Linked DNA regions of Homo sapiens: all the other regions are linked to region 7. Evidence: read pairs that join two places in POLR2A ChIA-PET (ENCODE). Cell type or tissue: MCF 10A. All regions are shown on one strand. Region 1 has its middle 50 kb from the start of RREB1. Region 2 overlaps LOC101928004 (a long non-coding RNA gene). Region 3 has its middle 21 kb from the start of LINC03055. Region 4 has its middle 30 kb from the start of LINC03055. Region 5 overlaps LOC101928004 (a long non-coding RNA gene). Region 6 has its middle 57 kb from the start of RREB1. Region 7 has its middle 28 kb from the start of LINC03055.

Evidence for each region. Peaks named below come from ENCODE experiments on the same cell type or tissue, not always from the same donor. Only the 100,000 strongest peaks of a DNase experiment are listed, where the experiment ranks them.
Region 1: POLR2A ChIA-PET joins it to region 7 with 18 read pairs; 3 of 35 experiments call an interaction of 5 or more read pairs at or near these places.
Region 2: POLR2A ChIA-PET joins it to region 7 with 10 read pairs; 6 of 35 experiments call an interaction of 5 or more read pairs at or near these places.
Region 3: POLR2A ChIA-PET joins it to region 7 with 15 read pairs; 7 of 35 experiments call an interaction of 5 or more read pairs at or near these places.
Region 4: POLR2A ChIA-PET joins it to region 7 with 30 read pairs; 5 of 35 experiments call an interaction of 5 or more read pairs at or near these places.
Region 5: POLR2A ChIA-PET joins it to region 7 with 19 read pairs; 4 of 35 experiments call an interaction of 5 or more read pairs at or near these places.
Region 6: POLR2A ChIA-PET joins it to region 7 with 10 read pairs; 3 of 35 experiments call an interaction of 5 or more read pairs at or near these places.

What each region holds. Positions count from the first base shown.
Region 1 is chr6:7,056,440-7,060,439 of GRCh38, reverse strand. No RefSeq gene overlaps it. Among named protein-coding and RNA genes, the nearest start is that of RREB1, 50 kb to the left of the region's middle. In MCF 10A, no CTCF peak of the experiment used is centred here; DNase peaks (open chromatin) are centred at 1,849 and 2,659.
Region 2 is chr6:6,779,556-6,783,555 of GRCh38, reverse strand. All of the region lies in intron 2 of LOC101928004 (a long non-coding RNA gene), which reads left to right. Among named protein-coding and RNA genes, the nearest start is that of LINC03055, 100 kb to the left of the region's middle. In MCF 10A, no CTCF peak of the experiment used is centred here; a DNase peak (open chromatin) is centred at 2,145.
Region 3 is chr6:6,904,763-6,908,762 of GRCh38, reverse strand. No RefSeq gene overlaps it. Among named protein-coding and RNA genes, the nearest start is that of LINC03055, 21 kb to the right of the region's middle. In MCF 10A, no CTCF peak of the experiment used is centred here; no DNase peak of the experiment used is centred here.
Region 4 is chr6:6,913,839-6,917,838 of GRCh38, reverse strand. No RefSeq gene overlaps it. Among named protein-coding and RNA genes, the nearest start is that of LINC03055, 30 kb to the right of the region's middle. In MCF 10A, no CTCF peak of the experiment used is centred here; a DNase peak (open chromatin) is centred at 1,898.
Region 5 is chr6:6,748,440-6,752,439 of GRCh38, reverse strand. The region is part of intron 2 of LOC101928004 (a long non-coding RNA gene); the gene reads left to right. It overlaps LOC105374901 (a long non-coding RNA gene), which reads left to right. Exons shown (of 2, transcript NR_187807.1): 2 at 1-534. Among named protein-coding and RNA genes, the nearest start is that of LY86-AS1, 130 kb to the right of the region's middle. RefSeq lists enhancers at 573-1,190, 1,811-2,428. In MCF 10A, no CTCF peak of the experiment used is centred here; a DNase peak (open chromatin) is centred at 2,239.
Region 6 is chr6:7,048,881-7,052,880 of GRCh38, reverse strand. No RefSeq gene overlaps it. Among named protein-coding and RNA genes, the nearest start is that of RREB1, 57 kb to the left of the region's middle. RefSeq lists silencers at 643-1,092, 1,123-1,242 and an enhancer at 1,074-1,575. In MCF 10A, no CTCF peak of the experiment used is centred here; a DNase peak (open chromatin) is centred at 1,900.
Region 7 is chr6:6,855,221-6,859,220 of GRCh38, reverse strand. No RefSeq gene overlaps it. Among named protein-coding and RNA genes, the nearest start is that of LINC03055, 28 kb to the left of the region's middle. RefSeq lists an enhancer at 1,366-2,565. In MCF 10A, no CTCF peak of the experiment used is centred here; DNase peaks (open chromatin) are centred at 1,890 and 2,510.

The DNA of each region.
Region 1 (4,000 bases), 200 kb before region 7:
GGACCTGGTGGCTCACACCTGTAATCCCAGCACTTTGGGAGGCTGAGGCAGTTGAATCCTTTGAGGTCAGGTGTCTGAGACCAGTTTGGCCAACATGGTGAAACCCCATCTCTACTAAAAGTACAAAAATTAGCTGGGCATGGTGGCGGGCACCTGTAGTCCCAGCTACTCAGGTGGCTGAGGCAGGAGAATTGCTTGAACCTGGGAGGTGGAGGTTGCAGTGAGCCGAGATCACGCCACTGCACTCTAGCCTGGGCGACACAGCAAGACTCTGTCTCAAAAACAAACAACAACAAAACAAGATGCTAGCACTACTTCTGGCTTTTTTTTTTTTAAGACCTTGGCCTCCCAAAGTGCTGGCATTACAGGTGTGAGCCACCGCACCCAGTCTTTTTTTTTCGAGACGGAGTCTTGCTCTGTCACCCAGGCTGGAGTGCAGTGGTGCAATCTCAGCTCACTGCAACCTCCACTTACCGGGTTCAAGTGATTATCCTGCCTCAGCCTCCCCAGTAGCTGGGGTTACAGGTACACACCACCACTCCCGACTCATTTTTGTGTTTTTAGTAGAGATGGGTTTTCACCATGTTGGGCAGGCAGGTCTCGAACTCCTGACCTCGTCATCTGCCAGCCTTGGCCTCCCAAAGTGCTGGGATTACAGGCATGAGCCACTGCACCTGGCCTATTTCTGGCTTCTTAAAGCCATCTCAAGCACCAGATTGTCTTTTTCCTCTGTACTGATTAAAATTAGTTACTGTGAAAGGACAGACTCAGGCAAGCCTGTCCTACAAGAAAAACATTCTATGTGCCTTCTCTTAGGATAGAATACAAATGCTGTGTTTGCACATAAAACTATTTTCTTTCATGTATAGTTTTTTTTTAATAACTCTGGGTTTCATTTTCTGACATTTTTAGAATACTTCCTTATATTCTAAATGGATTTTTAAAAACCTAGATTCTCCCGCACAACAATGTGAATACACTTAACACTACTGAACTGTGTGCTTAAAAATGGTTCAGATGGTAAATTATTTTATTTTATTTTATTTTTTGAGATGGAGTCACGCTCTGTCGCCCAGGCTGGAGTACAGTGGCATGATCTTGTCTCACTGTGACCTCTGCTTCCCGGCTTCAAGCCATAATAATAAATTTTACATGTATACTTTCCCACAATTAAAAAAACCCCACTAGACTCTATCAACTTCCACTGTTTATTGGGTAGGGGTGGAGCAATAACAAAATGACCCACCCTTGGCTTCAACAGTTAGAGACTTAGAAAAATGGACAGCTTGAATTCTGTGTATGTGATGCTGGAGTCGGGTATGGGGTGTGGGGTGTGGTGTGATCCTACCCCTCAAACCCTCCACCATCAATTTTAAACATTCATTTCCGCCTGCTCATTCACCAGGCATGTAATAATATAGACAGGTGAATTCGTCTCTTTACAGCTTATAAACCAAATGGGAAAATGAAGAGCAAATGATAATTGTAGGCAGATCATCAGCATCAAACTAATTCAAAGCTGGCTGTGACAACGTGTGTAACTGCTGCTCCACAGGACAGACATTTGTCTTCTGACAATAAAGAAAGAAACATATACCTAGAGAGCCAGGTATTCCTTGAGAAAGGTGTTCATACTCATCACCTTTTAGAAATCCCCCTCCAAGTTTCTGACAATCCATCTATCTCTAAACTAGAAACATTTGTGGGTTTGGAGCCTGCAGCCTGCCTGGCCTTACCTCTGACTACTCAGCTCCCTTGAAGAGGATCAGCCAGCCTACTCCTGAGAGTACTGCCAAATACCACACCCTGGGTCTGTGTATCCAAAGGTACAGGAAGTGGTCTGTCCAATGCCTGGGTGATTGCATCATTCCAACAAGCTTCAATGTACAAAGTTTGAGTCACTCTCCACTCTCCACATAGCTCTTCAACCCAAATCTCCTTCCAGCCTAGCAGCAGGGCAGAGGACTTCTGACACATCCCTCCACTCTTTCAGACCAGTGCTAAATTTGGAAAGCAGCAGGTCATCTGGATAAAAACAACTTTGAGCACCACTATCAATGACCGTCCATCATATACAAAAGCAAAAGGACAGGTTGAAACGAACTCATAAAAAGTTTGAGCTCTTTCTCTCCCTGGGAGAGACATAGGAGGTCTCACGGGAAGGTCTCAGGCTCTACAACAAACTAGCTAAGAAACTGGTTCCCCAAAATGATCCATACCGGAGTGACCTGTAAAGCTTATTAAAAATACAGACTGGCTGGGCACGGTGGCTCATGCCCATAATCCTGGCACTTTGGGAGGCCCAGGCGGGTGGATCACTTGAGGTCAAGAGACGGAGACCAGCCTGGCCAACGTGGCGAAACCTTGTCTCTACTAAATATACAAAACTTAGCTGGGCATGGTGGCACGCGCCTGTAGTCCCAGCTACTCGGGAGGCTGAGGCAGGAGAATCACTTGAACCCAGGAGGTGGAGGTTGCAGTGAGCCGAGATCGCGCCACTGCACTCCAGTCTGGTGATAGAGCGAGACTCTGTCTCAAAAAAAAAAAAAAAAAAAAAATGGACTGCTGGCCCAGGAGATTCTGGTGCAACAACTATGTGGTGCGGCCTCTTAATCTGATGAGGCAGGTTAGGGAGCCGCTGGGTTAAAGCACTTGGTTGGAACAGTGCTGAGTCAGCGTATCGGTTCTAACTAAAGCCAAGGAATGACTAACTTACACTCTATGAGGAAGGAGGACAATCTGCAAAATTACATATATATGTAATTTTATTAATACATTTACATTTATTAATGTTAATTTATATATAAATATATATTAAAAAATTTTTTTTGACAGAGTCTCATTCTGTCACCCAGGTCTGGTCTCGAACTCGTGGCCTCAACTGATCCATCCGCCTCAGTCTCCCAAAGTGCTGGGATTACAAGCATATCACTGCTCCCGGCCTGCAAAATTATATTTTGAGGCAAGTTCTAATTGTGAATGTTCCCTAAAACTAGTCCTTTGCCACCAAATTCAAATTTAGGTGCTCATTCACACGTGTGAATGATAATCACCTCTATATAGATGACTCACAGCTCTAGTTTCAGCCCTGACCCATCGATTGCCCCTAACTCACCTAAACCCAGCTACCCCTCCTAGCCTTAAATGCAAATCAACCCTTCAACCTACCTTGAACACTGGCTTCCTGTTCTCATTTCTGTTGATAGTCCCACCTCTCAAGGTCTCTCTGGATTTAAATCCTCTGTCATCTTGGACTCTTCAATCTCCTGCCTTCCACATCTAAACACTATAAAATGATGACAATTTTTCTTTCATAACAACTCACAAAGCATTGTGTTCCAAGCAATTCCCATTGATACTATCCTTGTCCAGGTCCCCTTGGTTCCCTGCAATAGCCATTCATGGCCCCTAAACTCCCACTCCAATCGGACCTATAAGATTAACTTTCCCCAAATCCAACTTTGACCATGTATTTCCCCTGCTCAAAATCCTTTCATAATTCCCTATTACCTGCATATAAGGGCCTAACACTATAATCTATCATTAAATGACAGATTTCATACATGATCCATCTCTTCTAGCAAAGCTGACCTATTCAAATTCCCCAAAGGTGTCGTGCAAATTGCTGCCTCTTGGCTTATCTCACTAGGCTTATGCCACTAGGAATGCCTCTCTCTCACTAGGTATAAAATCATGTACAGCCTTTAAGGCCTAAGTTCAAGTCCTACCATCTCCCTTTGAAGCACTTCCTGATGGCTGCCACCTAACAGCCACCCTCCCAGAACACACCCAGCACCCCGCAACATCTGAACCTTTCTTCCTTCCCCTCTCCCTTCCCTCGTTCCCTCTGCGTTCTACTTTTGACAAAGCTAAACTTGGTTCCTAGTACTCCACACAGTCCTCTTGGCCCAGCCTGCTTTGCTCTCTGGCCTTTCTGGAAGTTCCTGGGCACTTTTTGTCTGACACTTCATTGACAGTCACTCATACAGTGGCTTCCCGG
Region 2 (4,000 bases), 76 kb after region 7:
CTTGGTGAAGAGATGAGCATTCACAACTAGCTTGGTTCTCTACCAATGGTCAAAATGGTTGATTTTGCTACTGAATGAGAGACATCAATTTTCTTGAGATTCAACTATCTTTTGTGCCACTTCTGTGTAATGCCAACTAGTCATTTGGTGAGTTTATTTAGATAAAGAATCAGATTTTGAAGCAAACTTGTTTCCTCTGTGACCAAAAAAAGGGCATTTTAAGCCTGCAAATAAAACTTAAAATGCTTTATTTCTATAAATAAATAAATAAACTGAGCAAATAAAAAAATACAACACATGGAACATAAAAACTCCAGTAACAATTGGACCAGGTCACCCTTAGTGTAAATGTCAACATTCTTTTTCAAATTGTTATTTAATTATTTGTTATTCTATATTTTATTTATTTGACAGCCAAAGCTTCCCTCCCAGAGGAGGATGTTCCTTTGCCTTTGTCCAGAGCCCTTCAGGAGAAGCAGAGGAATTGCTCAGAGATGAGCTGGGATTGCTTGGGGGGCACAAGGAGATAGCGATGCCCATCATCATTGTAATAGTTAGGATTGGCTCTCAGGCATGGTGCCGAACACTTTACCTGGATTCTTTAATTTAATTCACCCGACATGAGATAGGTGTACTGACTGTCCCCATTTTGCCAATGAAAAAACTGAGGTAGAGTGAGGTTAAACCACTTGCCTAGTTCAGTGTCAGGACTGACTCTCGGCAGCCTGACCCCAGGGCCTTGACACTGACCAAGGTTGCAGTGTTGTCTGCTCCTGGAAGTTCTCACTGACCAGTTTGCAAAGTGGGATTGCTTTTTCTTTTTCTCCTTCCTTCCTTCCTTCCTTTCTTTCTTTTTTTGAGATGGAGTTTCGCTCTTGTTGCCCAGGCTGGAGTGCAATGTCGTGATCTCAGCTCACTGCAACCTCTGCCTCCCAGGTTCAAGTGATTCTCCTGCCTCACCCTCCCTAGTAGCCGGGATTACAGGCATGTGCCACCATGCCTGGCTAATTTTGTACTTTTAGTAGAGACAGGGTTTCTCCATGTTGGTCAGGCTGATCTTGAACTCCCAACCTGGCTAATTTTTGTACTTTTGTAGAGACAGGGTTTCACCATGTTGGCCAGGCTGGTCTTGAACTCCGGACCTCAAGATGCAAGAGATGACACAGGTTTGGTGTTTTGTTTGTTTAATGACAAAAGAGAAGAGCAAAAGAGAATATGGTTGAAAGGACAGGAATAGAACTTTCAAACAGAATTTTCGATCCCTAACACAAAGAATGGTATTCCAAATCTGAACACTCTAAAAGAGAGAATAATGCCATTCCCCTTCGTTATTAGAAATAATATTATTATGTCTATTAGGAAAAAAAATCACACAATTTTAATGTGCATCAGAAGCATCAGGCTGATTTTTTCCCCTCTGGATTTTATTTTTAAAGTCAGAATTGGTTTCCTGCCCTTCAAGTGCTCCACTGCTGATACCAATAGTGAGATTGTGTAATTGGCAATAAATTTCCTACATGAAGAGCTTCTGGCCAGCTCCTTTTGAAAGCTTAGAATGTTTTGCTTAGTTGGGCTTTTCTGTCCCTGCAAAGTTAGTCTCCTGCAAATTTGTGTCCACTTCTGCAGGAGGGAATTGGAAGGCTGAGGAGAAATTTGTTGGTGATGAAGTAGCACAAGACAAGGCACAAAAGATGGGGTGGGGGAGTCCAGGAGGCTGGGAGGCAGGCATAGGGTAAAATTGTTGAAAAGAGACACTATAGTTCTTTATTTAAAAAAATAAAAATAAAAAAGCATCTGAAGAATTTGCCAATTCAGCATTTATCTAGCATTTGCTTCTCTGGGGCAGTGATTCCAAATTCCCAGCCTGTCAGGAGCTGGAGCACCCTTTGCAACTGTTTGCTTGATCATAGGATTCTCTTTTCTCCCTCTTCTTAGAAATAATGCATCCATTAAAATAAAACTAAAGTGAATTTAAGATTTCATTGTTTTGAAATACATATTTTAAAAATACAAGGTTTGAAAAACACTCCCCCTGAAATAACTCTAGTCCTTTCTAGGGAGTCGTGAAACTGTAGCTTGTGGAGAGTAGCCTTCCTTCAGGCTTTCATAAAGACCTGGTGACTCAGCACTGGCGGACTTCCCAGGAGTCAGTTCCCACCTTGGGGAATAATTTTCCATTCCTGGGGGAGTCCCTCCGGGAGACACCTCCTCTGCTTCTTCAAGTCAGAGAAGTGTTCTGCCCTGCCCTCCCCCAGCCTCCTGCCAGGTTCCTGCTGCCAGCCTCATGCTGTGCTGTGTATTATAGAATTTCTAGACTTACTGCTCCTGCTTAATTGTCAACTCTTTGCCAGAGAGTTTGTGCTTGCCCCTTGTGTGTGTTGGAGTAAACTTTAATTTCTGTTTTGGAGGCTAGGGCTCTTGACTGTCATAAGTCTAATCAGAATGCCACAGAATCAGGCCGAGCACGGTAGCTCACGCCTATAATCCCAACACTTTGGGAGGCCAAGGCAGGCAGATCATCCGAGGTCAGGAGTTCAAGACCAGCCTAGCCAATATGGTGAGACCTTGTCTCTACTAAAAATACACAAATTAGCCGGGCATGGTGGTGCACACCTGTAGTCCCAGCTACTTGGGAGGCTGAGGCAGGAGAATAGCTTGAACCCGGGAGGCCGAGGTTGCAGTGAGCCGAGACTGAGCCACTGCACTCCAGCCTGGGCAACAGAGAACAAAGTTTTCAATATTGGGATGTCTTTTAAAAGACATGTATTTTGAGATAAACTGAAGTGATTTAAATATATGAGTCGATAACAAATCTTCACATTCTGCACATGTATCCCAGAACTTAAAGTATAATAAAAAAATAAATATATGAGTCCATGGGAAATACTTTTTGATGCAGGCATTCACCAAATTCTTCACGGAGACACACATAATGTCCTAAAATCTGAAAGAAAACAGTTTACCTGAGACAATGCATAGGTTGAACTGGTCAGCAAAGTGTCCACTTGTATCTTTCAAAGAAACTTGTTTCTGAAGAGCGGAGCAAGTACTGCTTTGAAAGAAGCAACGATTTGGAACTGAGAGTTCTGGATGAATGCCTATTGTTGAGTGTGCTGGATAAACGAGCCCTGTACAAAGAGGTCCAGGTACGCTGAGCGGGCACAGCATCTTTCTTGTCGCATGTAAGTCCGCTGTCCAAATACCCGATCTGGGGTGCGACTGTACACATCCTCCTGATTTGTTAGCTCTTTCTTGGCTAAGGTCAGAGATGAAGTTCAGAACAAAATTTAGATACCCGGACACACTGAAATGCATTTCTTTTTTTGCTAATGAAGCAGGCTTGTGCAGAAGACCCTCTTTAGTCATTGCTTCAGGCCAGCATTTCCTTAAAGGGTTCATGACTCTGGAAAAGTTGAATATAAATAGGGGAAGCCCTCAGCAAAGCTTTCAGAATTGTTTTCCCTGTTTCCAGCTTTCTACTCCTTGTTCTCTGTGTCTTCCCTCAACCCTCCTTTCTCTTCTTCCCAGTCATCCATTAGGCATTTTACAACTGATGGGCTGTTCATGTAATGATTGCTACCCTAAAGGATCATCAATGGGGCCAAGCCATTGGGCGGATTGTTGAGGCACAGGGGACCCACATGTGCCAATCTCTCCAGAGTTGTTTGCTAATTGCATGGGATAAAAGCACCTTCATGATGGAGAGATCCGATGGTCACCACTTGGCTGAAATGGTCAAACTTGGCAGCACTCATCATGACACTACCCAACTTTGTGGGCCTCCTGATGGGCTGCAGCATAAAGCACACAGTCTCACTCAGGGCATGCTCTTGCCCAAACATTCATTCTGAATCTCATCAAGCCTCTAGACCTATCCTTCAAGTTACTGGAAATACGGGGGCAGGCTAAGGACAAGCTACACAGTAGGATGAGGAAGCAAACCGACACATCAAGAATAGGGGAAATTTTACAAGAAGACTGTCCTGGACTCAGGAAGAAA
Region 3 (4,000 bases), 50 kb before region 7:
ACTACAGGTGCATACCACCATGCCCGGCTAATTGTTTCTTTTTTTTTTTCCTTTGGTAGAGATGGGGTTTTGCCATGTTGCCCAGGCTGGTCTTGAACTCCTGGGCTTAAGCGATCCTCCCACCTCAGCCTCCCAAAGTGCTGGGATTACCAGTGTGAGCCACCTTGCCCGGCCCAAAGACCTTTTATAAAAGCTGAAAATACAGCTTGCAGCCCTGCACTGTGCTTTTCTCAAACTACTGTAGAATTGGTATGATATTTCAATGTACTGTACAGGAAGAGCCAAGGAAATCATGAGAATTCTTTTCTCTAACCTCCTATGATAATTATTTTATATATATCTGCAAAGCTGCCTGGATGTATCCTACCAAGTCAAACCCAGAACCGGACAGCTCATCACAGGACATCCAAGTACAACATACTGTTCTCCCAGAATGAATGTTCTACCAAACAGTTAATCATTCTTTTATTCCAACTCAGGAAAGGGAAGAGAGATGAAGGAAACTGGGGGGAGGAGCAGAACTTACTTTTTCTAATATATCAAGGGTAAATCTTAAAGAGACATGCCTATAACCTATTCCAACAAAGACATCCTAACAAATACCTTGACATTAAAGCAAACCAAAAAAGGATTATAACCTAATATAGCACAGTGGGTAGGCCATGGTCTGTCAGCTTTGGCACTGTGGCCATTTGAGGCTGTGTGATTCTTTGTGGGGGTGCTGGTGTGGGATGCTTATAGCATCTCTGGCCTCAGCCCACTGGATGCCAGTAGTATCTCCTCAGTCGTGACAACCCAGTGTCCTTAGACATTGCCAAAGTCACCCTCGGTCAAGATCAACTGGATTAGACTAAAGAATTAAAGAATGGGCTGGCTGGATTCACATCCCAGCTCTGCCACTGACCAGCTCTATGATCTTGAAAAAGTCTCTTAGTCTCTCTTAAGCTTGATTTCTTCATCTGTAAAGATGGGGATACCTGGCAGGATTACTATAGGATTAAGTACTTTAATATGCATCATTTAGTACATAGCAAGTGTTCATTACCTACTATTTTGGGCATGATCGTGATGTCCTCTCACCTGAGGTAAAATATTGGAACCAATAAACTAGAATGACTCATTGATAAGAAGATTAAAGACACACACCACATCTTACATTATCACATGGGGAAAAATTCTGCTGTAGTGAACAAAAGCATTGGTTTGCCCTACATTCACGCCCAGCTGAAAGAAAAGCACTACACACATCGGATTAGCAGAGAAGCTCTGCAAATTCTGAAGGACTCAAACAGCCTTAATAGGGGTGCTGGACTTAACCATGGAAATCTGGAAAACAACAGGGCACAGTGTATACAGCGAAAAAAAGAACAGAGGGCCTTTTAGAAGAGCAGCAAGCCTAAAACGAAATCCTCCCTTGCTGTAAAAAACCCTGCTGTCTCACTTAAGTGCCTCACTTACAAAGTCCCTGCAAGATCTGAAGTGACTGGCCATCTTTGCTGAAGAATACCGGGTCTCCTCCTGGAAGCTCTGACTTTCATAGGATCCTTGAGGACAGAAGCAGAAGCATCATAGCGTTCTTTAAGACGTTGACCCAAGAGCTCTGGCAGAGCCTGGGGCTGGGGAGTGCTGTGGAATAGAGTTGAAATTGATGGAAGAGCCCTCAGCTTTTGGTTGATTTCATTATGGATGCATAGATCAAGCAAGATGTGAACTTTAAATTGATTGCAACACGTTGTGTTAGCAGTGTGTTCTCTGGTTATTTAATTTCTGTCTGATCTTATCTTAGGTTTCCCAAGATGCTTCTGAAGGTTTTCATGTGCACAGCCTAAATTACACTATCTTTTCTCGTGCCAATATTCCATGTTCCCAGAACGTGTGTAGATGGGGGAAAGTTTCATATAGCACAAATTAGTACTTCTGGGGCCTCTCCCTTGCCTGTAGCAAATTCCTTAGGGATTGAAAGAAAAAAGTCTCTATCAAGTTCTTCTTGTGGTTTTTTGTTTGTTTGTTTTTGTTTTGTTTTGTTTTTGGTATATCTTTAATGGACACAATCATCCCAAGGCCTTGTTTTATGTTTACATATTACTCATCTATTTATTCATTTTACATTTCATTTTATCTTGCATTTAGGTCTTCAAATTTCAATGTCAACTTGAGTGTTATCAGGGTTTTTTTTATGTCAAAAGGCTCAGAAATACAGATGTATAGCTTTACCCAGGTCTTTTTTTTTTTTTTTTTTCCCCCCTCTGAACACACTGTTATTGGTCAGGATCCTGGCCAAAAAAAAAAAAAAAAAAAAAAAAAGACAGTTGAACTGGAAAGACTATTAATGAAGCACTTTGAGCAGAGTTAAGGGAACGAGCCTGGAGTGGTGAGGCACCCGGAACCAGGAATAGTGAGAAGCTCTAATCCCCATGCCCAATGTGGGGGGTGAGGACAGAATTGTCAGCGTCTGATAAGAAATGAGCCTCCAGCAGGAGGGCAGCCGCCTGGTGACATAGCCACCAGCAGTCCCTGGAGAACCACAAGGGAGCAGGGGGAATAATCGCTCTTACTTCTCTCCTCTCTCACTTTTTGATTTCCTGATAGTGCTTCCAGTTGGCCAATCTGGATGGTCCAGTCCAGAGAGTTTAGCCTCCCTGACCCAGAGAAGGGCAGAGAATGATGTTTATTTGTCTATTTCCCACACTGCACTGATTCACAGAGAATAGATCTCGAATGAGGCAGGGATAAGGCACAAACAGAATAACCAACATCAACCTCTTCTTCATTCCTGGATGTTGAAATTCTCATTAGGCTATCAATAGATGAGCAATTCTCAGTAGATTATCAGTGGTGATGGTGTGTGACAATGCATGCCAGCTCTATTCTTGTGATGAAATCCATGTTATGCATTTGTTGGAAATATGTATGTATTTTTTTTTTCAGTTTAGGAAACTTCTCTTTCTTCTGCTTGATTAGCCTTGTGTCTCTGTACAGAATGGATGGCTATCTTAGAAGCCTTAATGCCCGTAAACGAGAATGTGTTAGAAATGGTCATTCTTAATCTCCATCCCAGAGCTACTGAACCAGGAACTCTGAGGCTGGGGCCCATATATTGGTGGCAACGAGCCCCCCAGGTGACTCTGACACATGCTCAAGTTTGAGAAGCACTGGACTAGGTACCGCACATAACTTCTCTGATGTTTCTCACTCCACTTTCTTTTCCAGGTGTTGCTGTGGCAACCAGCAGCACATAGGTGTAGCTGGGTAAACCTTACCTCAGCTACACGTTGTATCTATTTTCTGCCCTTGGGCTGCTTTACTCCCACAGTGGGGGGTAACTGGGGGGCCTGCTCAGCTGTTCCGAGCTTGGGCAAACCTGGAAAGGCTGAGGAGTGAATTAACAGCCCAGGGCAGTCCTGGACCCATGGAGGATGGGAGCCAGGGGATAGATCGCTCCCCATGCTCCTGGGATGGAGGTGCATTCTAAGTGGCTCCTCAGAGGGACCCAGTCAGGGATGGGTGCAGTGGTTCATGCCTATAATCCCAGCACTTTGGGAGGCCAAAGTGGGAGGATCGCCTGAGGCTAGGAGTTTGAGACCATCCTGGGCAACATAGTGAGACCCCATCTCTACAACTGTGGTGTGTGCCTGTAATCCCAGCTACTCAGAAGGCTGAGGCAGGGGGATCACTGGAGCCCAGGAGTTCGAGGCTGCAGTGAGCTGTGATTGTACCACTGCACTCCAGGCTGAGTGACAGAACAAGACCTTGCCTCTAAAAAAAAAACAAAGAGGGCCACAGTGGGACTGAGCCCCATTTACCCGAAGCACTGACCTGTGCAGGAATACCCTTTCAGATTGTCTTTCCCTTTTTCAAGTTCCTTCATTTTTGTTTCCTGGGATTACTTCCCAAAATAAACTTACTTCACGCAAAACCCTTGTTTCAGGCTTTATTTCTTGGGGTGAAAACCAAGCTAAGAGAAATGTTCATTCCCTAGCCTTTATCAATATTTTGCTAA
Region 4 (4,000 bases), 59 kb before region 7:
TTTGCATATTTGTTTATCAGTTTTACTGGATTATGGGCTTCATTATTTCATTTAACCTACTTTCTCATTGTGTCTGGCATTTAATAGGTGCCTAATAAAATTCTATTGATTACAAATGGGTAATTTAACTTCTCCACTTCCCCAGACTGACTACAAGCTTCTGGGGCAGCCAATCTGCTTTTCCTCTGTCTTTTCTCCATAGAACTCAGCTCAGTGACTGTCACATAGTAGATGCTTAATAAATGTTGAAAGTGGTAATGTAAGAAAGTGACTGAATAAAGCAGCAATGCAGTATTTGCTAGACAATATTCCAAGTTGAGGGGTGAAGTGGGAGAAAGATGGTAACAATGTTAATTTTAGGGATGGAGAACCTGCAGGAAAAAGGACATCTTGTGGGCATGACTCTAGGCTGTGTAGTTTGCTACTCATTTCACTTCTGTGGCCACTCCCCCCGGATCTCATCTCAGGTAATGCCAGTGCACTCTGTCGACAAGGCCACGTTCCCCACTGACTCACCTCACAGAAGCCTTTGGGTCTTAGGAGAGCCAAAGATTCTCGCCAACTGAGCACCTCCACCAGGTGGAACGTGGGCAAATGGGAGAATAACCTTAATGATCCTTGTCGCCCCCAGAAGGTCAGGGCTTGTTTATTACCTGAGTCCTAAGGCCCTTGCTGTTTCTGCCCTGCTGGAGATCACAGTGGACCCCAGCTCAGTCCAGCTTCCCACCAGGGCAGCAGGCCCTATGTGACCAACACAGAGTCTTCATTAGAAAGTGTGGGTTTCTATTTTTCAGTTTTTCATTTTTGGAACCCGGCTCACTTGCTCTGTAACATTTAACAGTTTCTGTTGCTGTGTTCCAGGCATTTTGCTAGGGGCTGGCACCCAGTGATGGGTCCAGTGAATGCAGTCCCTGGTCTCAGGGGCTCTCAGGCCAGGAGGGGAGGCTGCAGACGCTCACACATTGGCCCACACTGGACTAGCACGCAGGTGGGGTGCTCTGCAGGGGAGGTGGGACCAAGCACACAGTGCACAAACGAGGGGCCTAGGGAGGCCTGGGAAGTGACTTGGCCCCCAGGGCCTTCTGTCTGGACTGATGACTCAGGGCAGCCAGGCCGGAGAGACAGGGCAGGCCACTGAGAACGAATCAAGTAAGAGGCTAATGGAGGCAACAGTACAGGGAATAGGAAAGAACTTCCAGAGTGTTCTTTTCTCTGCCCACGTGGCAAGGTGAAACTTATGGCTAGGTAGACTTCTACTCTGTTATACCAAGTGCTGCCTGCCTCCTTCTGCTTTCCTTCCTCCCAAAAGTTTAACTCTGTCTCCATTTTCTCTCCATGAGCACAGGCATGTGGAAGTGTGGCATCACACACACACACCCACACCCACACACCCACACCCACACACACCCACACACACACACACACACACACACACACACAGCCGTGGTCTCTACTCCAGCTGTCAGAATGTCTGATTTTTGGGAGGGGTGGACTCACCTTTCCTCTGCCTTATCACCTCCAGCTAGTGAGGTTTTGTTCCTACTGAAACAGTAGAGAACAAAGAGAAAGAGGCTAGGGGAAACTCAGAGCTCCAGCAAACAGAAGGGATGGAGAAAGTTCAGCTGCTTTGTCGTGGTTGTTATGCAACCACTTTGCTAGCCCTTACCTGGAAAAGAAAAAGTGGAATTGTATTTTTGGACTGCTAGAGCTGGTATAAAGAGTGAAACTATCGTAAACGGTAAAATGATAATATCAATTTCCTTATTTTACGGATTTCATAACTCAGGCAGAAGAGGAGTTAAATTGTAATAGTGCAAGGAAGTAGCAGAGCAAAAGTCACTGTCTGTTTCTTGGAACGATTTCTGCCTAACCAGTGATCATTTCTCAAGCCCTCTGAAAGCATGCCAAAAGCTGTCTGCAAAAGTAGCAACGGCCGAGCAGCCAGTACGGGGTGTTCTTGTCTTTGGGTGAAATGCTGAGCAGTTTTTGCAGTTTTCTCTTTAACTGGCTTTTTATTTGCTTTCATTTTAAGCAGTGCCTTCGTGTGGAAAGTGCACTGAACTAAGACTCAGAATATCTGAGTTCTAGTTCTACCCGGCCACAGCAAACTACCTGCCTTCTGGAGGCTGGGATTTCTCACCCATGAAAGCAGAAACAATCCAATTAGAGCTCTTTCATGGTCCATCCTAATTCAGGGGGCCAGGGTTTGGCAAACTACTGCCCACAGGCGGGGCAATCTGGCCACCGCCTGTTTATGTACTGTTCACAAGCTAAGAGTGGTTTTACATTTTTTCAATGTCTAAAAGAATCAAAGGAGAATAGTATTCCATGATACATAAAATGATATGACTTCAAATATCAGGATCTATAAATAAAGTTTTATTAGAACACTGATCTACTCACTCATTTGCATATGGTCTGGGGCTGCTTTCCCAGGGCAATGGCAGAGCTGTGTAGTTGCCATAGAGACCGTATGGCCAGCAGAGTTCACTCTCTACCTGATCCTTTAGAGAAAAGCTGTCCCTGTTGGCCACAGTACAACCTACTATCTTATTTTCTGCATTTATGAAAATAATAAAACCTCATTGAGTTACTGTAAGAATGAAATGAAATAATGGATGTGAAAGAATTGTGACCAAGCTAAAAGCATAAATACTCATCAGATGCACCTCAAATGAATTGAGGTGCATATTTATTATGCACCCAATATGATGCATAGATACCCAGCTACTAGGTGTTGCTAGCTGGAGGAGAAACAAGCCCTTACTAATAATATGCACAAAAACTAATGATATTTTTATTCAGCAGTGTTGAAAACATACAGGATAGGATTGCAGAGGTGGGAAATTATGTGTGCGTCTGGAAGGGAAAATAACAAGAACTTATTTGTCAGATTGGTGTAATTCTAAGTGAATTTTTAAATGTCTCCGTTAAACTACTGTTATAATTCTGTTTAAAAATAAATAAGAGTTTAGTGGGATATGATGGTGCAGGCCTGTAGTCCCAGCTACTCGGGAGGCTCAGGTGTGAGGACCTCTTGAGCCCAGGAGATGGAGGTTGCAGTGAGCAGAGATTGTGCCACTGCACTCCAGCCTGGGCGACAGAGAGAATCCCTGTCTCAAATAAATAAATAAATAAATAAATAAATAAATAAATAAATAGATAAATAAATAAATAAATGCAAAAGGAAAGTACCTGCCCCCCAAACTTGTTTCAATACTAATGTTTTAAAAAGGCTTTTTATTTCCAAAGTGAATGCTGAACTGCAAGGGGTAAGGTCTAATTGTCTGTATATTCCATCCTCAATTGTCTGCAGGCAGCACTGTGTCTCAAACACTTGAAAGATTTATATTGAAATATTAGAAACAAAATACACTTTTAGAAGAATTACAATAGCTGAGATCTATGGTTTTTGTTACAATAATATTGGAATAACCTGTCACCAATTAGACAGCTCATCTTTTACATATGTGTTTAACAAGAAAAGCAAAATTCCCCTTGTTAAAATTAACTTATTCAGAAAGTTGCAGGGGTTGGGGTGGGAGAGTGAACATTTAAAATGGGATTGAGTCAATTTCAGGGTTGGCAAAATGCAGAGGGATTGAATTTTCCCATGAGAGATTCAGAGGTTACATGTGCCAAAGAATAATCTAGAAACAGCAGAGCTTGGGGTTTTGCATCTTGTTCTGATAGTGACTGTCTAGAAAGCTTCCAGATCAACTCAGTTTGTCTCCCTCTGGTATCTTAACTAGTAAAAATGATGTTCTTGGCTGGGTGCAGTGACTCACACCTGTAATCCCAGCACTTTGGGAGGCCAAGGTGGGAGGATTGCTTGAACCCAGGAGTTTGAGGCCATCCTGGGCAACGAGCGAGACCCACGTCTCTACAGGAATAATTTAAAAACACTAGCCAAACGTGGTGGTGCGTGCCTGTGGTCCCAGCTACTTGGGAGTCTGAGGTGGGAGGATTGCTTGAACCCAGGAGTTTTAAGACCAGCCTG
Region 5 (4,000 bases), 110 kb after region 7:
TCTGGGAAGTCTGCTGGGTGTGCTGGGCCGGCTCCTGGACAAGCTGAAGCCGAGGACTGCAGCAACTCTTCCCATCATCACCCTGGCTGCTGTGGGGAAGCTGGCAGTTTTCTGGAAGACTGCTTGCTTGGAATGCTTAGCATCCTCCCAGGCTTCTGACTCTCCACTGGGGATGCAGAAGGTCTGCATTGCAGTTTAATCCACTACTGAGAATTCCTGTGCTTCTAGAAACCATCCTCTCACCTCCGAGGGACTCCATCTTGTCAGCTGCCCAGAGGAGACAAAACGGAACACTGCCCCATGGCTCAGTGCTTTGCACAGTTGTCAGCTCCTTGGCTGGCAAGCATCAGATTGATTAAAAGGAGGTTTTCTCAGACATAATCCTGCCCACTAGCCAGCCAAACATGTATGCAAAATGAATGGCAGTACTGGGAGGGGCTCTGTCCAGCCACCCTGGACATGGGTGTGAGTGTGCATGTGGGGTGTGGGTGTGTGCATTGTGAAAGTAAAAAGGGTGTGGGGTACAGAAAGAAATGGTCTTGTTTTCGATTCTATCATCGTTTTACGACCTCTGGCTCCATTTCCTCCTCTGGAGTTAAGGGAGCGAACTGTCGCCAGCCAGTCCCAGCCCTGTGATCTCTGCGCTGGTTTGTGTAGGCGGCTCCAGAGACACAGATGCAAGACTTGCGTGTCTCAAACTTGAAAAGGAACAAATTGCTGGGGGAGGGGGAGGGGGAGGGGAAAGGGTGTGGCTGCCTGCACACCCATCTGCCCCTCCTGAAACACTGCCACCCTTGAATGCATATCCAGGAGCTCCTTGGAATCTCAAAATACATCACGTATATTAGGATTTAGCTCCCTGCTCCCCACTGCACACTCACACCCTGCTGCACTGTGAGGATGGGCAGGCTGGTGTCACTCTCATTTTAAAAAACGTGGGTTTGTTCAGCGGCATGGGCTCTGAGGAGACCCTTGGGATGTGTGGATACCAGCTTTGGTAAAACCAGTGAGCAGGTGGCTGGAGGGACACTGTGGCCCCTCCTCTGGGCAGTACAAAGGCCTCCTCCCAGGCCCAGCTCCAGAACCAGGCTCTGTGCCTTGTCTACCTGCTGCCTGGCCTCAGGCCTTCCTCCTCCTCTGAGGGCCCTGGCATCCTAGAAGGCTGGGCTGCCTCTTCTGCCTGCCCTCCTGCTCCCTGTTCAGGCTTCCTACAAACACCTTCTCAACTCCAGAGGCTGCAATTAGCATTTTACAGCAGACAATCCAAGGCTAACACAGATAATGTCATGGACAGCACTGCTTTTATTCCCCTCTGGGATTAATGTCCTATGAATAAACATTCCACAAAGCCTATATTCATAGAAACGCTTATGATGTGGAATTGGAGCCAAATGGTGCCTATGGACAGCCTGGGACAAGGGAGCGTGGAGAGAAGGTGGGCTCAGGGGGAGAGGGGAAGCTGGGGGCTGCTTGCTCAGTGATTTGGAAGCTGCTGCATTGGTACAGTGCCATCAGTCTTCGTAGGCAGGACTTCAGACCAGGCAGGACAGGAGACCAAGCAGGGAGCTCAGGGAACCATGTCAGTCTCCACAGTGGAGTCTGGACTCCGGAGCTCTCGCCACGGTGTCCCACAAGCAACAGAAGAGACTCGGGGGTGGCAGGGTGAGGGAAGTAACACCTATGAGCTGATCCGTTCAGCGGAGAACTGGAGGTGGGCTCATTTGATATTGCGATTGCTCAACATCAAATCCCTTCAGGAGCTGCCATGTGCTTGCTTGACTGATTACATTTTTGTTTTTGAAAATAAAAAAATCTGTAGTATAGACAGCAAAATGTTAAAGCTGATGAGTGGGTACTTGGGCCTTTGATCTATTATTTCTGCATATTTCTACGTATTTAAATTATTTCATAATTTTATATATATATATATATATATATTTATTTATTTAAAAAGGAGGAACTGGATATTCTTTATTTCATTTGGCAGAAGCTGTTTTGGGAAGTCCGTCTTACCCATGCACTTTCCCTTCCCACCTGCTTTGTGAAGGTTCCAGACAGGGCCAGGAACACTGCGTTCCTTGACCGGCAAGGTTTTGTATCCCTGCTCCCCCCTCCCCCTGCACCTCTGCAGAGGAGCAGCACAATTCCAGCTTTGGCATACCCGGGAACCCCGGTGCTGGCCTCGCTGCACCCTCACAGCTCAGCTAATTCCAAGACGTGCAGGCAGCGCACTGCCTCTGTCTCTGCTGTAAACAACCAGCATGAATCATCGCGGAAGTCAGTAGTCATCTCTCCCCCGTTTGCAAAGACTGGGGAACTGCAGCATCACAGGGTGACCCGCTGGAAGCCACAGAGGGAAGATAACCTGGAGGGAAAACTAGAGCTGAAAAGCTGCAGCTGGGATTGAAGGCTGGAGGCTGGAGCAGTGAGCCCTTCTGTTCTGAGTAGGGCTGGGCTCTCCCAGCAAAGGGCCTGTGTCACCAGCAGCGACCGCTCAGGGGAGCCTTGGTCGCTGAATGGCTCTTTGGGTGGTGTGGTCTCCCTCTGGCCAGACCTACAGAGTGGCCCTCCAGCACCCAGCCTTGCTGAGTCCCTGCAGGCCTGCTCTGAGGGAAGGGGCTGATAGTTCAGACGTTCAGAGAAGGTGCCTGGTGGCTCCGGAACTGGTAAGACTATGTTCCAATGCTCGCAGCTGCTAGGAGTTACCAGGAGGACGTGATCAGGAGAAGCACTTGGCTTGAGCAGAAGGCATGGTTTCTAGGAGACTGGAATTGTTTCTTGGACCCCACCTCTACTTCTGTCTTTCCTGGACATTTTGCATCCAGAGTATGCTCTTATAATGTGACCATCATTTTGCTAAACTGTTTGGAATAAATTATACCCGGAATAAAATCTAAGTGCCTAGGGTCCTCTCAGAGAGTTCCCTTGGGTCTGATTTTATGAGAAACCACTTGCTATAGCCTCAGAAGCAGTTAAGACCCCCCAAATATTTTCAAACCAGTGTAAGTGGCTTGGATTTTTAAAAAGTGCTCCTTTTACAGAGAAATTGTAATTTTGTTGTTGAATTATACATTTTTAAGTCAAGACTTGAAGTATAGTTACTACATCATCATATATAAAATGTTTTCTTTGGGTATGGCTGCTGCAGCCCTTAGAAACCAACGTCATCACTGAGAGTGTCACAGACTTTAACAGTCCAGCCTTCTGTTCCGCCAGGGCACTTGAGGATCTGTTCTATTTGCTGCTTTAAAATAACAGCCCTCCCTTATTCTGAGGAGAGGCAAGGATCCATCGGCCTGGACTATTTATCAGTGGTTTCTGAAGACAGGAGAATGTTTATTTTGTGAGAACATTTGTCCTACCTTAATTTGCAAGGGACTTAAAAAGTAGCCACCATGAAACACAATAGTAAATATTTGATTCTTGTGAAACAGGTTAATGTTTGTGATGGAATTTCTTCTACATCAGAGCACCTTAAAAATCATTTTCCAATGGTCCCAATTTTTGTGTTTTCAGAGCCCTTGGACAGGAGGCGTTGCAGGTGCCGGGCATTGGAGGGACCTCACGCTCCGCGTTTCCTTCCCTAGCAGAGCTCAAACGACCTGCTGCCGCATCGGGCATTGTTCTCTCCCTCCTCACCCAGAGGAAAGTCCCCATGGCCCATTTTCTGAGCTGTGCTTTTCCACTCTTTCGTAATCTATTATTGTGACCTTGAGATGCAGAGAGAGAAGGCTTTGGCAGGACGCACTGCCTTTGGAACCAGAGCTGCTGCTATCTGTGCCCTGGACCACATGCTCCATGGCCATGGCCGTGCCAGTCCTACTGGTTCCTCTGCAACCGCCACCCAAGTCAGCGCCTGCAGGAGCGTGGACACTGAGAGGACTGGGACAGCGAGGAAAGTGTGCTTACAGAAGGGCCGTGTGTGTGTGTGTGTGTGTGTGTGTGTGTGTGTGTGTTAGAGATGCACAGAGGTACAGACACAGGAAAGAAAGAGACCAAG
Region 6 (4,000 bases), 190 kb before region 7:
CTCACCTAGAACACTCACTGCATCATTGCATCCAAGCCAAACTCGGTTACTGAGGCAACCAAGTTTTCCTTCCCAAAGGGTCACAGGGAAACACATCCCTCGGGATCCCCTGGTAACCGTCCACCGATAATGCTGGGGAACCACAACAGCAAATGACTCGCTTTCCAAGGCTGGAGCTGGCCGCCTCGGTCGGCCACAGCGGGGGTGTGCGTGGGGGGTATGCAGCATCCAGTTACATTCCTGACCCACTTTCGCGTCCCCTCCCTCCCCCTCCTCTTCCTCCTCCTCCCAGACAGGCCGCGAGGGCGCCAGCGCTCCGAGGAGCCATCCGCGAGCACTCCCCAGACAGCTGCCGGCTGGGTGCACCCGGCGTCGGGCACTACGGGGGGGACGCCGAGGGAGCCTGCCCCCGCCCCCACCCCCACCCCCGGCTTCCCTGCGCGCTCCCTCCTCGGTCACATGGACCCGCGAGCACCTGTTGGCAACCTCAGCCCCAAGCCGAGCCCCCCGCCGCCCCCTCTCCACCCTCACAGCAAAATTCCTTGCGGGAGGGAATGGGAAGACCGCCCAGTTCCCGTTCTGCAAACCCCGCTTTGCTAGGAGGGCGCAGGGGCCGGCGGGCGACGCCTGCACAGCTGCTCAGCTTAGGAAAGTGCAAAAGCGCCGCAGGCAAGCGGCGACTCGGTAGAGGGGATCCTAACCACCCCCTCCACGCATCACCCGCCTCCCCCGAGGCGGAGCGGGGAGATGGGGTGCGCCCGCCCCCAGCCCAACTCCGCTGGAAACCTGGGCTCCTCGCGGGCGCAGGGTGGGGATGCTGTGGAGTCCCGGCCGGGGCCGCAGGGGCGAGGGCAGGTAGCGGGTGGTGACGGGTGGGTGTGCGTTCCGGGTAGCCCAGTGCAGGAAGGGGGAGGGAAGCTGCCGTCGCAGCTGCAACTTCTGAGCGTGCAGAGCAACTCAGCAACTTTGCCTGCCCGGCGCGCCCCTCCCCCGCGCCACCGGGCCGGGCCGGGGGCTGCGCGGCGCCTTGCGGGCAGACTGGAGGTGCGGCCCAGTGGGGAAGGGACTGGGCTGGGGCTGCGGAAGTGGCACAGCCTCTCGGGGGACAGGAGTTGGGGGGCGCACCCACGCGCCCCGAGGCTTGAAAAATACGCCCGGGCCCCGCGCCGCGCACGCACCCCGCAGCCCCACACCAGCCAGGCCCTCGACTGCCGCTGGGCTCCGCGCGAGGAAGGGGGCGGAAGGATGGCGGCGGAACCATGGAAACTGTGCTCGGTGGATAAATAAGGAGAGGGCCGCGCTAGGCCGTCCCGGGCTGCCAGCATCTCGGAAGGCGGATGCAGCGCCCGGGGGAAGCGCGGCCCAGTTCGCACAAGTTGTTCTTCCCGAGCCGCCGCAGGGCTGCTGCCCTACCGCCCGGCTCCGCGCCGCAGCCGCCCTCGGGGGACGCCGCCTGGAGAGGCAGGCCCCAGCCTGGAAGGAGGCCGCCGGCGGGGGCTACGAGGTGTGGGGCAGAGGAGAGTGTGAAGGTGACCCCGGGGTCATCAGGTGTTTGTTCCGGGTCTTAAGGACCGCGCAAAGCCCTGCCGGTCTCGCTAGTCCCAGGTGCGCGTCCCGGAAGGTGAATTCATGTAGTTCAGACATTCTGAAGCTTCAGTGGGGCTAAATCCAGAAGTACAGGGAACCTGGGACGGCCTGGGATGGTACCCCATGTCCCCGAAGTTCTGCCCACACCCCTTCAGGGCGGCTCCCGGGAGTCGGATTGGCAACAGGGAAGCAGGATGTAAACTGGGAGGCTCTGGCCAGGCCCGGGCGCTCAACCGCACCCATTCCCTGCAAGCAAACTTAGCCTCCAACCTTCCTCCCCAGAGCTCTTCATCTGACTCACTGCCGAGTTACTGATGCTCTCCGGCCAAGCCTATTGCCTGTAAAGCTAGAGATTTCAATGGTGGTGTTATGAAGTTGAGTCACTTCAGGGTGTGGGGATCTTCAGACGCAAAGGGGTTATTTCAAGCGAAAGTAAACTACCTGCGCGGAGAAGCCTGGCAACCAGCTGAACGATTTAATTACATGCCATCTTAATTTAAAGAGATTTGCATGTTCATGAGGCCAGCTGGACAGTTACATTGTGATGTGTACCTGGAAATTACTTTTTAACTGGATAAGGTCAATTTATTTCACACCACGAACGGGTGAACAGTATTTCTCTTTTTTTGGATTCAACATTTTTGGTTCTTTTACTTCTTTTTCTCTTTTCTCTAATCCCACGACATTATTTTCTTTTACTTCTTAATGAAAAAAAAAATAACCTTCTACCCTTTTCCTCTGAAATAATTATGAAAGTCTAGGCTAGAGCGTAGTTTTCCAGAATACCATTCCAAAGAACTAAATCTTCAATATGGCCTTAAGTTATATTTGAAAAAAGGGCTCTGTGGTCATATATCACAACACATTTATTCCCAGATATACACAGTTTTGAATGTTAACATCTCTGATGTCTTCTATTTGGTGCCATCTTAGCATTGGGTCATAGTTTAATTGGCTATGATTTTCTTTCTTAGTGGTCCATAAAATAAGGAAGTTTGAGAAATGCTGAGTTAAGCAAGTTAAATCAAGTATATTTGTTACACAAGAAATAAATACAGCAGTGTAAGGCCTTTCAGAATCTTTGATGTGCTAAGGTGTTTGTGAATCACCACGAAGAGTTTATAATATGAAAACTTTCCTAAGTATGTTTGTTCAGTCACCGTTTTTGTTTTTTGTTTTTTGGTTTTTTTTGGTGAGGATTTTGCCCAGGGCTAGTGTTCCTTCTGGGTACTGCTGCTCTGCTGCTCTAGGAATTGTGCCAGATTTGAACAGGGTTGAGAGAAGTGTTCACGTTTCAAAATGGTGTCATTAGGAATCATCAACTGATAAACTAAATTTTAGTATAATTACCAAAAAGAGAAAGACCATTTGAGGAAACATTCAGAGGCAGACCTGTTCACATTTGGCTGTAGTGGAAACTGAATCAGGACCATCTTTAGAGAACTGGTTCCAGTGAACATTTAGTATGTCGGAAAATTCATGCATCTGATATATCTAATCCATGTTACACTACCTCCTGCATTATTTTAATTTGTAGGAGTCAATAAAAATGTCTTATTTAAAGTAGACTGGCACTAAGCCACTCCCCAATTACTTACAAAAAGTCCCCCAAAACATTGTTATAGAAAAATAAGAAAGGGTGGTGAGCACATGAAAGTGTACTCTAGGCTGGGCGCGGTGGCTCATGCCTGTAATCCCAGCACTTTGGGAGGCCAAAGCGGGAGGATCACCTGAGGTCAGGAGTTGGAGACCAGCGTGACCAGCGTGGAGAAACCCCATCTCTACTAAAAATACAAAAAATTAGCTGGCCGTGATGGCGCATGCCTGTAATCCCAGCTACTCGGGGGGCTGAGGCAGGAGAATCGTTTGAACCTGGGAGGTGGAGGTTGCGGTGAGCCAAAATCCCACCATTGCACTCCAACCTGGGCAATAAGAGTGAAACTCCATCTCAAAAAAAAAAAAAAAGAGCAGGAGGCATGTACAATTTTCCAAAGACAAATGAAATTGGAGATAGAAGGCCAGATGTGATGGTTCACACATGTAACCCCAGCCTTTTGGGAGGCCAAAGCAGGAGGATCTCTTGAGGTCAGGATGAGACCAGCCTGGGGCAACAACGAAAAAATCCATCTCTACAAAAAACTTAAAACAAAAAATTAGCTGAGCATGTTGTCATGTGCCTGTGGTCCCAGCTACTCAGGAGGCTGAGGTGGGAGGATTGCTTAAGCCCAGAAGTTTGAAGCTGCAGTGAGCTGTGATTGCACCACTGCGCTCCAGCCTGAGTGACAGAGTGAGACCTTGTCTCTGGAAAAAAAAAAAAAAAAAAATTGAGCATAGGAAAGAAAAATCTACCTCACTAATCCCTTACTAAAGGTAAGAAGTAAAGCAGAGATTTTTATAAGCAAATAAAATATCC
Region 7 (4,000 bases):
AGCATTTTAATTCCAATTTTATAAGGAAAAACAGAATTTCCTGAATAGAATGCCCCTGAACTCCTTTGAGCATGGAGCTCACCAAGGTTTAGGAAACTTGTTAAAAAAGCAAAACTAAGACAAAGAACGCCTCATTATTGTGGTCAGACTCCTCCCCTCCTGCATAGGATTCACTGGAACGTGAATTACAATCTATCAGTTTCACTGTTGTCTCCCCACCAAGAGCCTGCGTGTATAATAAACCCGTGGAGTACTCATACAAGGTGTGATGAGCAGAAGCGCACAAGATTATGTTTATGGGGCGCCTGGAGGACCCAGAGGCTGAGAGTTAGGGCAGCCTATAGGAGAAACAGTCTGTTCTCTCTCCGGTCTCATTTTGCATTTTGGAGTCATTAACCCAGACACTACATTATTTAACCACGTGAGACGGTCTTTCGGGTCTGATTTGAAATCTACAAAAATGAGGAAGCCAAGGGATGAAAATGCAAGGTCATGCTTTAAGCCTGTGTAACATTCAAGGGACTTTCTCCCTAGGAAAGAAAACAGTTGGGCTAGTACGCCCTTCAGATGCTCCAACGTTGAGTTTCCTTTTGTGAAGGATTTAAACCAGATTGTTGCTTTTACTTGAGTTGTGCTGATTATAAATACTTAAATTCCACGACGTATTTTAATTTTCAATGTGCACGATGTCCAGCAAGGAGAATTCTGTCCAACATTTTTTTCCCTGTCCAACACCTAAAGGCTATTCATACCAAGTCAGGCCGTAACTCCACAACTGCATTTCAGCATATCTCCTGTTTACCTTGTACAGTAGTATAGTAATCTGAAATAATTTATACTAGGTGCTTATCTATTATACTTTATACATAAAAAACAAAGACAATTTAGAGAAATAACTTACTACATATTTTGAACGAAACGCCCTGGGATGTGGTGGGGTAGAACAACAAAAATAAAAGAGAAATTTTTAAATCTGAAGGGAATTTTATCCTGAAATATAGATTTTTAGATAGATTCGAAGCAAAGAGGATAATGTGTCATGCTATCTTTTTTCTTTTGTCACAGCTATTTTTAATCTTGATTGGTTCAGAAGTTGAGGCATCCTGAAATTCTACTGGGTCCAGTCATAGCTGCATATACAATATACACCCTTCCCTTTGTTGGCTGTATGGGCATCTTTTTTCATTTCTTGATCTTTTCTCTAGTTGTTGCTTACAACACATCATAGTCAGACGATCAAGATTTATCCTCTCGGAATTTCTCTTAATAGTTCAACTGCTGGAGTCAGACAATTGAGTTCAAGTCTCACTTGCAAGCTCTGTGACCTTGAGCAAGTTCACCAGTCTTTCTAAATCTCATCTGTTAAATAGGCATAATAATGGTGCCAACTCACAGGGCTGGTGAGGATTAAAAGAGATTATTCACATAATGCCCTTAGCCCGGTGTCTGGCACTCAGTAAATTGTGACTGTATTTATCTCTCCTCTGCCAACCTCACCCTGCCTTCATACAGAGCCGTGCCTCCAGGGTGATCGGAAGCCTCAGCACCAGCATCCCCAGCAGCCTGTAAGAAATGCAAGTTTTCCATCCCACCTCGGACCCACACAGTCATCCCTGGGAGATCTATGTGTGGGACAAGTGTCAGAGGCACCCTACACTAGATTCTAGCTTCCTTCCACCTCCGGGTGGTTCTGCACACCAGCTCACACTTTGCTCTCAGGTCCTGCCCCACCTCATTCCTGGGAACAGTCCGGCTGCAGGTGTGGAAAGAGATGGAGGTAGATTCTGGGAAAGGGCTGTTGACTCAGTACTTCTGGATGGACCAAGGGCGTGGAGGGTATTTGGCCCATCCCTGCCTCAAGCACAGCCAGCAGAAAGGGGAACTGAAAGGAATTTCTGAGTATGCCTCAAGGAAGCCAGGGGAATTAAGCAAGCCCTTGGGGGAGGGGAAGGGCCTGAATCCCTGAATAAAGGTGAGGCAAGTCGGCTCTGGGATGCAAGCTTCCCAGTAAGGCTGCAACGGGATGCCCAGCTCCCTGATCAGCAGCTCTCCCTCTCCGTCACTCCACACCCTTCCGCCAGCCCCAGGGGACAGCGGCTGCATGTCCCAGCTGCACTGCCTGCTTTCCTCCACAGCTGTACCGGGAAGACAGTCCAGCCCCCACCCGTCACTCCTCTGACAAACGTTTGCCCTGGTCACCACGTATCTGGGTCATAACCAACAGATCTGCTTATTTGCCTCATATGGAAAGTTGTGAGCTCACTCAGGCCAGGATTTCAGTCATTCCTGCAACCACTATTTACCAAGTACACTGTGGCCAGGCTTCATCTGGGGGCCAGGATACAGCTGAGAACAAGGCAGACGAGGACCACAGCTAGCACCCCTTGTCCCGGCAGACTCATCCCACCAGCGGGGCTCGACTGATCCCCTTGCCTCTGCTCTCCCTCCCTAGGCTCCACCTACTCAGAAGTCCTCGGGCAGCATTTAAGGACACGAATCACCTGACTTCACTGCGGGGAAATCCTCTCACGGCATGACTTCCTGTCACAGTAGAATAGAACCCACGCTCCGACCCATGACCTACAGCTCTCAGCATGCTCACTCTAAGAGCTCTGCCAGCTTACAGCCCTCACGTCCTCATGGTGCCAGCAGCCTCCAAACCTGGTCCTGCGACACAGGATCTCTGTTGGTTCCTCATCCTGGGATGCTTTTCCCAGACCCTCCATGTCTAGCTCCTTCCTCCCATTATCTGACAGCTCTGTGGAATGCAACCCCACCCACCCATCATCACTATCTCCCATTCTGCCTTAGTTTCTTCCTTCGTTCTTCCTTTTCTTTTTGACAAGGTCTTGCTCTGTTGCCCAGGCTGGAGTTCAATAGTGCAATCATGGCTCACTGCAGCCTCAACCTCCTTGATCCTTGATCCTCCCATCTCAGCCTCCCAGGTAGCTGGGACCACAGGTGTAAGCCACCAAACCTGGCTAATTTTTGTTGTTGTTGTTTGCGTTTTTGAGAAAGGGTCTCACTCTGTTGCTCCCTGGGTTCAAGTGATTCTCCCATCTGAGCCTCCCGAGTATCTGGGACTATAGGCACGTGCCACTACGCCCGGCTAATTTTTGTTTTTGTTTTTGCTTTTGTTTTTGTTTGAGACTGAGTCTCACTCTGTTGCCCAGGCTGGAGTGTAGTGGTGCAATCTCCACTCACCGCAACCTCCACCTCCTGGGTTCAAGCGATTCTCCTGCCTCAGTCTCCCAAGTAGCTGGGATTACAGGCGCATGCCACTATGCCCGGCTAATTTTTGTATTTTTAGTAGAGATGGGGTTTTGCCATGTTGGCCAGGCTGGTCTTGAACTCCTGACCTCAGGTGATCCACCCACCTCAGCCTCCCAAAGTGCTAGGATTACAGGCATGAGCCACTGCACCCAGCCAGACTTGCTAATTTTTGTATTTTTTTTGTAGAGACGGAGTTTCACTATGTTGCCCAGGCTGGTCTTGAACTTCTGGGCCAAGTGATCTGCCAAAGTGCTGGGATTACATGTGTGAACCACCATGACTGGCCTGCCTTAGTTTTCTTAGTAGTATTTATCCCTGCCTAAAATTCTCTTCGATGACTATTGTCTTACACATGCATTTGTTTACTGATTTCTCTCCTTCCCTAGAACGTACAAGTTCCATGGAAGCAGAGACTTAGTTGGCTTGTTCACCACTCTATCTCCAATGCCTAGATGGTGGCTGGCACTCATGAGGAGCTCAATAAATATATGTTGAATGAATGGATGGAAAATGGTTGGATTTGGAGTTTATAGAATATCTCACTAAATTCTGGTCCTGAGGTCTTTTTTCTCCCACTCCCTCAGTAGAGGCACAGGCTTTTGAGATGGCCAGCAGGCTGCAAATGTGACTCCTTAGTCTCTAAGATTTGTTAGGGTGTCAATGATGGAAATCTAATGATACTTCCTGGCTCTAGTAGAAGTCCTTCAGGACGTCAGAAAATAGATTT